Linked DNA regions of Homo sapiens: region 2 is linked to region 1. Evidence: chromatin loops called from intact Hi-C (ENCODE). Cell type or tissue: Caco-2. All regions are shown on one strand. Links, peaks and the distances in the headings refer to the core of each region. The heading gives the core; the rest is flanking DNA. Region 1 overlaps KRT82 (keratin 82). Region 2 has its middle 9.8 kb from the start of KRT6B.

What was found. A loop is a pair of places that touch in the nucleus more often than their neighbours do. Peaks named below come from ENCODE experiments on the same cell type or tissue, not always from the same donor. Only the 100,000 strongest peaks of a DNase experiment are listed, where the experiment ranks them.
Region 2: it touches region 1 in a loop (3-fold over the local background); 3 of 110 quality-filtered maps call a loop at or near these places.

The regions. Positions count from the first base shown.
Region 1 is chr12:52,393,833-52,398,229 of GRCh38, forward strand. It overlaps KRT82 (keratin 82), which reads right to left. Exons shown (of 9, transcript NM_033033.4): 6 at 3,051-3,176; 7 at 2,180-2,400; 8 at 1,927-1,958; 9 at 99-1,363. The coding sequence ends at 1,143. Among named protein-coding and RNA genes, the nearest start is that of KRT82, 10 kb to the right of the region's middle. RefSeq lists enhancers at 1,869-2,370, 2,493-2,662. In Caco-2, for the core only: a CTCF peak has its summit at 2,198 (motif pointing right); a DNase peak (open chromatin) is centred at 2,169.
Region 2 is chr12:52,459,704-52,464,100 of GRCh38, forward strand. No RefSeq gene overlaps it. Among named protein-coding and RNA genes, the nearest start is that of KRT6B, 9.8 kb to the left of the region's middle. In Caco-2, for the core only: no CTCF peak of the experiment used is centred there; a DNase peak (open chromatin) is centred at 2,180.

The sequences.
Region 1 (4,397 bases), core at 297-4,296:
AATAGTCTTCATTTCTGTTCCGAAGACTCCAGTCCCAAAAAGCTGCTCACCAGTTCCCCCTCAGCCTTATCACACTTTCCACAGAGCAGAGTAAATAATCCTGATTGCTATAATCCATGAACAGAGTAGGTTTATTTTGAACAGAAGCCCAGATGTTCAGGGCAGAGGCCCTGGAGCCCCAGTGGGACAGGCTTGGCATGAGGGGCTTCTGGGAGGTAGTCAGCCCACACCTCCTCCATCTATGAGCTCCTGAGCCAGGGCCTCCAAGTCAGCTGGGGCAGCCCCACATCACTGTCATATCAGACTCAAAGCAAAAGGAGCTAAAGGGTTGGGGAACAGGAAGGGGCGGCTATGTACAGAAGGGGATGGGTGGAGGGGGAACTGATTCCATTGAGAAAATGGTATCTGTTTTTGGTTTTCCAACTGTCCAGTAAACATTCCATATCCCTTTGCCCTTTGTTCTAGGCATTGGCCTGACATCACCTGCCAATGTGAGCTCAGGAGAAAGATTTATTCTCACAGTTTGGGTTCAACATACCTGAGAAAGTAAATCTACTGCCCAAAGGCCACCTCTTGATTCTCTGTGCTGAGAGGACATTGGCAGGTCCTGACTGATCCTGAAATCGTGGCACTTGGCTTTGGAATTTAGAGTGGGATTTGGGGGTGTCTCCTTTTGATATTTGCAGTGTGCATGTTTCAGGCGGTGTTAAAGGAAATTCACTTTTCTTAGGGGCATGAGAGCCTAAAGTAAGGGCAGTGTGAGCCTGTGGTGGGAGAGGAGCTGACTTTGTGAGGAAACTTCCATGGGATGATCCACAGAGCAGAACTGTGGTGTGCCCATTTGACCTTTTGGGGGTTATTGCCATTCTGCGGTTAAGAGCAATGCATGCTCTTTCTCTGCCGTCTGTCCCCACCATCTGGGCCTAGCTGAGGGTCTGCACACAGGTGAGTGGAAGGTGACTCATGAGGCAAAGGAGGGGTCCTAGGGGCAGCTCAGCTCTCAAGGAGGGAACACTGGAGGGGAATGTGGAGTCAATAAAGGGAGGTGGGGTTTTGGAACATCCTTGTCTTCAGCCCTGGTGGGAGTGTGACATCCAGGGCCATGGGGCAGGGGCTCTGTCTCCTGGATGTCTCGGATCATGCTAATGCTTGTGGCTGGGGGAGCTGCCCCCAGCTCCTAGCGTCATGCTGGATTTCCGCCCGCTCCCACAGCTCAGTAGCCCCTGGGGCTCGCAGGGGACATAGAGTTCACCAGTGCCCACGATGCTGCAGCCCCCATTGCTCCTGAGGACGCCAGTGCTGAGGACAGGCGTGCTGACCCCACATGGCTCGTACAGGAAGGCGCCTTTGGAGCTGCTCACTGCTGTGGGAACAGGAAGGGGTGCTCAGGGCCCCACACGGTGTGGCTCTCAGTGTACTGCCCTGAAACTACTCAGCCAGGCCATTCCTCCCACCTCCTGCCACTCACCTCTACAGACACCCCATTCCAGCCTCCAGCCTCCGCGTCTCCCACCCTAGCCACATAAAGTGCTTGCAAGGTCCCCATGCACCTCTCTCCTTTCCCTAGAGCCTGGGCAAGGCCAGGCTGGATTCAGCTTCACCATTTCTCAGTTTCTACTGGTCCCTCCTTCCTAAGCTTGCTTCAAATCCTCTTCCTCTAGAAGAGCATCCTCTTGTCAGGGTGGTTATTTGTGGCTTCTGGGCCCTGAAGCACTTGGACCATGTTGTTGCAAATCTGCTCCTAGTCTGACTCCCAAAAGATTTGGATAGCCCTTTCCACCAGCCTGGGAGCTCACGGCAGACAGAGCTCTTCCTTTGGGGTAGGGGAGGCATCAGAGGTCTAGGAAGGGGTGGTGTGGGCTGCCTGTGTTGGGGTGATCAACCCCCAAGACTCCAGAGCCAGTGGGGCATGGCTCATCTACTTACAGATATTCACGGGCCCGATGCCTTCGCACAGCCTGGGGATGAGAGGAAAAAGAAAACAGGTATCTACATCAAACAGATGCAGGTAAATGCAGCATCTCCCCGCTCCCGCCCTCATTGTGGACCATGTGCTGCTGTGGGTTTTCAATGAATGTGGGTAGGGGACGGGGTGAGAGATACTAGCAGCCGCCACCAGAGGGCTGGGTAATGGCCATACCTGGTAGCCCATCTTTGACCCCCTCCTGGAGGAGCTCACCTGTGCTCTTCACCCTCCAGCAGGCGCCTGTAGGTGGCGATCTCGATGTCCAGGCCCAGCTTGGAGTTCATCACCTCCTGATATTCCTTGAGCAGGCAGGCCATGTCCTGCTTGGCCTTCTGCAGAGCCTCCTCCAGCCCTGCCAGCTTGCACTTGGCATCATTGAGAGCCGCCTCGCCCTGCTGCTCTGCCTCAGCTATGGCACCCTCAAGTTTGCAGCGCTGTGGGAGGGGCGCAGAAAAGCATCACTGGGGGCCCTGGAGCCCCAAGCCAGACTCGCAGAAGAGCAGAGAGAACACGGGGGTGGCTACGTGCCAGGCTCACATTTGCGAGCTTCATCCTAGGATTGCGACATCTGGTTCCTCCAGGGAACTGGGATGGGTTTTCTGTCTAAAATACCTCCAAGAGAGCGGGGATTTTCCTCTTAAGTATGCTGAGAAATTTCTGTGGGGTTAATATGTTTTAAATGCCCAGCTGGTCTTCCCTAGCCCAGGAGAATGGAGTGGGTCTGATTTTATGAACAACTGAGAGTCACCTTGAATTTCAGGATCATAGAATCACAGTCTTTGGGTCTGAAGGGACCGTGGAGTGCATCTTTTCTATACTTGCACCTAGTGAAGCATCCTTGCTTCTCATCTTTGACATTGGTCACCTCGTTTCTGTTGGGGACCTGACTATTTCCTGTGGCTGCTCATCCTGCTGTGGGTCAGCCCTTTGGTAGAAAGGGCTTGCTTCTGCTTGAGCAAGGCAGCACAAGTTTATTCCCTCTTCAATGGCACTCACAGCAAGGATTGAACCCGCCCTGCACGGCACAGACTGGCCAGTCAGCCCAGGATGGCTGTTGCAGCAAGGAAGTCCTCCCCAGCCTCACCTGGGCTTTGACATTCTCGGTTTCTTGCTGCAGCCGCTGGATCAGTTTATTCATTTCCAGGATCTCGTTCTTACGGTTGCGGAGGTTGTCACAGTGGTTCCCAGCTGTGACTCTCAGCTCCTCATACTGCCAGGACAGAGAGGTCAGAGCCCCAGGCCCCACAAGATGGCATCTCCTAGCCTCTTTTCTCACTGTTCCCAGTCTTTTCTCCCGTGACTTCCTAGTTCAGGTGTTCTCTGGTTCTCATACTGGTTCTGCTCCTTTACCTTCTTCCGCTTCTGGGCAATTTTGGGTCCTTTATGTGGGCTGTTCCTGATTCCCATCTCACCCCATCCCCAGCTCCAGGCTTGTTAGATTTTTCTCCAGCCTCTGAGATCCCCTCCTCTGTTGAGCTGTTCTGTGTCTGGTCCTTTTCTCTGTCCCAGAGCCCAAGTTCACCTGAGGGCTCCCTCCCTTTTAGATATGCCTCTGGAACTTGGAAGGGGTTTCTGTGCTCAGCCTGGGTTGCCTAACAGACCAAGGACTGCCCATTAGGATGGGTCTGCCCATCAGGATGAGAACATTTGTATGTTTTCCACAAAAACAATAAAAAAAACAAAATGCAATTTATGTCCTACCTTGAGGTAACACTTTTTTATAAAAACCTTTGCACTCTGAATCCAATTTCTGAATAGTAGTGTGTACAGATTACATTTGTAAGTTTTAAAAAATTAGCTGACTTTAGATTTTCTGATAGTGAGTGGGAGCATATTATATAGAAAATGCAAAATGAGAGATAAGCACATAATCACACTCATTGGCTCTTTTGTTATTTGGTTACAGTAGGAAAGTCTGCAGTTGCCTAGTAAATATCCATTGTCCTCTTCTTAAAACAGAACCCCTGGCTGGGCTCAGTGACTGACACCTGTAATGCCAGCATTTTGGAAGGCTGAGGCGGGCAGATCATTTGAGGTCAAGAGTTCAAGACCAGCCTGGCCAACATGGTGAAACCCCATCACTACTAAAAATACACAAATTAGCTGAGTATGGTGGTGCATGCTTATAATCCCAGCTACTTGGGAGGCTGAGGCAGGAGGATCACTTGAACCTGGGAGGCAGAGGTTGCAGTGAGGCGAGATTGCACCACTCACTGCACTCTAGCCTGGGCAATAGAGCAAGACTCCATCTCAAAATAAACAAACAAACAAAAAACAAAAATAACAGCAACAGAAAAAACCCAGAACCAAATAGAACACTGCTTTTATTTAGGGTAACAATGAGCCCAGATAAGAGAATATTTCTCAGTCTTCCAATCAATGAGATCTATGACCATGGCTGGGTAGGGCTTCTGGGTAAGCTCTTTAAAGG
Region 2 (4,397 bases), core at 286-4,285, 66 kb after region 1:
CTCTCAGTTCTCTAGCACTTTTAGTTGTGATGTTAGGTTGTTAACTTGAGATCTTTCTAACTTTTTGATGTGGGCATTTAGTCCTATAACTTTCCTTCTTAATACTGCCTTTGCTGCATCCCAGAAATTCTGTATCTTTGTTCTGATTAGTTTCAAAGAACTTCTTGATTTTTGCATAATTTTATTATTTACCCAAAAGTCATTCAGGAGCAGGTTATTCAAATCCCATGTAATTGTCTGGTTTTGAGTTAATTTCTTAGTCTTGATTCATAATTTGTGCTGTGGTCCGTGAGACTGTTTGCAGCTGGCTTGATTTTCAGATCAACTGTCAGGGTATCACAGTACTTGTGTTCAGGAACCCCTATTTTACTTAAAATACTAATAATAACTTAATTATTGGTTATTGTTGGTTTCTCTCTGTGCCTAATTTATAAATTAAGCTTTATCGTAGGTATGTTTGTATAGGAGATAACCCAGTATATGTATGGTTTGATACTATCTGAGGTTTGGGGCATCCACTGGGGGTCTTAGAACTATCCCCATGGATAAGGGGGGACTACTGAACCTCCTTTTCATGCTCTACTCTTTGGAAAGAAGTCATTAATCACAGCCCACACTTAAGCGGGGAGCAGTTACACTCTACCTCATTCTGGGGGAGCACTTATATAAATTGTTTGGAATTCTTCCATGTGACAGTTGTCTATCCTCTCTCACTGATTTACTCAATCATTTATTTATAGCACTATAGGTTTATGGGTATTTATTTTGTGCTTTGTACTATATTCCAATACATACATTTAGTTATTTACTTCATTGCTCAACTTTTTCCAATCTGGCCATTGGCAGCACTTTTAATTGACACCTTGTGTTTTTTCATTTTTGTTTGCTTCTCTGTTATTTAAAAAACTTCCTTACTTTCTGACATGGCAAGATGCTCCAGGATCATCTTTTATGTCTCCTGCCCTAGTCCTAAAATCAACAATTTCTCCAAGAGCCACTTGCTCCTAGTCAGGGTTCTTCAGATAAACTGAACCAATAGGAGATAAATATATAAAGAGATTTATTTTAAGGAATTCACTCATATAACTACGGAAAATGGCAAATCCAAAATCTGCAAAGCTGATGTGTCAGTTTGACTTTGAAGGCTGGAAGCTGCTGTAGAACCAGAGGGAGCTAATGTCCCAGTTTGAAGGCCATAAGGCAGGAGAGTTCTCTCCTACCAGAGGGAGGGTCAGTCAGGCTTTTGTTCTATTCAGGCCTTCAGCTGATTGAATAAGACCTACCCACAATAGGGAGGGCAATCTGCTTTACTCAGTCTATGGATTCAAATCTTAATCTCATCCAAAACATCCTCACAGAAATACTTAGAATAGTGTTCACCAAATATATGGGCACCTGTAGCCCAGTTAAGTTGACACATAAAATTAACCATCATGGTAACAGTGGGTAAGAGTGGGTAATAGCATTAGCAACCAAGATCTAGGTACAAGATGTGCTCACTGCTGCTGGTGTGTCACTGCTTCTGGGCCCTGTTAGGTGACAATAAATACATTTATATGTATTATTATATGTAACAATTTGTATCTATCTATTCAAGTCTCCAACTTGAATTCATTACCACATGGATCATTCTAGCATCTTCTCTTGCTTATCTACAACCTCACATAACAACAGCAAAAACCCTGGCTGCGACTATCTGCTATCCATTTACTTAATTGTTTTGTTCCTCAGTATGTATTGTGATGGGACCATATAACATGAATGGAACACATAACATCCATGGAAGTTGCCACATAAAATTAATCATCAGAACATATGTTGTGGAATAGAATTAAAATTAGAGGGAAGATGGATTGGAGACAGGGCTGACTTGCAGCTCCCACTTTGAAGAACAGAACATCATATGGAGACTCACACTGTGAACTTTTGCTCCAGGAACCACTGCAGAAGCATACCATGAAAACAGAAAGAAATCACAGATTTTTTGAAAAGAGAAGAAGGCCATTGCAAATTCCACAAGACAGATGAAGAACTCCAGTCACAAAAGACATAAACCGTTGAGAGCTTTATGACCCCAGCCATCACCTGAGAAACCTGAATACTTATCCTGGCCAACTTAGGGCAAGCTTATATTCCCCTTCTACTATCGCAGCTGGTGCTCTCTCAAAAGTGCCACCTCCTGGCTGGAGGCCAACCAACTCAGGACAGTACAGCAACTCAGGACAGAACAACCCTGCTCCAAAGAAGGAGAAAAAAACGGCTCATTCCACTGCCTGCAACATTCTGGTCTGTCGATGTGACAACTTCACTGCTAGCATAACCAGAATTTGAGAAAACCAGCACACTAAACATATCAACAACGAAAGACTCTCACAGAGTCTACTTCACACCCCTGCCACCTCCACCAGTCATAAAAAGAAATCAAATAATGGCATTCATAGCAGCCTGGCTAAAGTTGGAGACCATTATCCTAAGTGAAGTAACTCAGGAATGGAAAACCAGACATTGCGTGTTCTCACTTGTAAGCGGGAGCTAAGCTATGAGGACTCAAAGGCATACAAATGATATAATGAAGTCTGGGGACTTGGGGAGAAGGGTAGAAGTGGGGTGAGGGATAAAAGACTACACACTGGGTACATTGTACACTGCTTGGGTGATGAGTGCACCAGAGTCTCAGAAATCACCACTAAAGAACATTTCCATGCAACCAAACACCACCTGTTCCCCCAAAACTATTGAATTTTTTAAAAACACATCTTGCAGAATAGAAAAAAAAATTTAAATTATGGTGGAATATTTTTGTGGGAGTTCCCAGATATCTGGTAAAACATTTTTCAGGGTGAGGGTGTGTCTGTGAGTATGTTTCTGGATGAGATTAATATTTGAGTATATATACTGAGTAAAGCAAATTGCCTTACTTATGTGAGTGGGCCTCATTAAATTAGTTAAAGGGAAGAATAGAACAAACAGGTTAGTAAGAGAGAATTCCTTTTGCCTAATAGCATTTGAGCTGGGTTTTTTCTGCCTTTAGACTCAAACTAGAACATTTGCTTTCTTGGGTCTCCTGCTGGTCCACTGCAGATCTTGGGACTTGTCAGCCACCTAAACCACATCAACCAATTCTTTATAATCTCTCTCTCTCTCTAAATACATAGGTAAGTAGATTGATAGATGCAGATAGATAGATAGGTACAGATATATATATATATTTGTGTGTGTGTGTATATATATATGAGTGTGTATATATGTGTGTGTGTGTATATATATGTGTGTGTGTATATATATATGTGTGTGTGTATATATATATATATATATACCCTATAGTTTCCATTACTCTGGAGAACACTGACTAAAGCACAGGCATAGTGGTTTCAGAATTGTTAGTCATGCCACCATGGGAAGCAGCCTTATCAACTCAAGTACAATACTGACATACAGTTCTCACAAGTTTCTTTGCCTTTAGTCTCATAGACTCCACTCACTTGCAGAGTTCCTGATGTCAGCCTTTTTTCTTCCCATCCACTTCAGGGAGGTGATTTCACACATTTGTAATATAGTTAGATCCTTTTGCCACATTGTACATTCCATTCTAAGATCTTTCAATCTCATAAATCATTTTCTTTAATTTCAAACATTAAGGTTTACTCCACAGTATAAAATTCTATGAGCTTTCCCTAATAAAAATTCCACAGTATAAAGTTCTATGAGTTTTCCACCATAAAAAAATCCCAGCAAAGTACTTTGTGGATATCAACAAACTGATTCTAAAGTTTTTATGGCGAGGCAAAAGACCCAGAATAGCTAACACAATATTGAAGGAGAACAAAGTCAGAGGACTGCAAGCATCCTACTTTAAGACTTACTATGAAACTACAGTAACAAAGACACGGTGGTATTGGTGAAAGAATAGACAAATAGATCAAGGAACAAAACAGAGAGCCCAGAATTTGATCTACATAAATATAATCAACTGATCTTTGTCAAGGAAGCAAAGGCAATACAAAGTCAGCGTTTTCAACAATTGGTGCTGGAATAACTAGGTATCTACATGTAGAAAAACAAATTTAGATACGGGTCTTATATTCACCACAAAAATTAACTTAGAATGGATCATAACTCTAAATGTAAAATGCAAAACTGTAAAGCTCCTAGAAGATAACATAGGAGAAAGCCTTGATAACCTTAGGTATGACAATGACATTTTAGATACAATGCCAAAGTCAGGAACCATGAAAGATATAATTGATAACATGGACTTCATTAAAATTATTAATAAAACTTCTGCTCTGCAAAACACACTACCAAGAGAGTGAGAATTCAAGCCACAGACTGGAAGAAAATATTGGTAAAAGACATATTCAATAAGGACTATTATCCAAACTGCACAAAGAACTCTT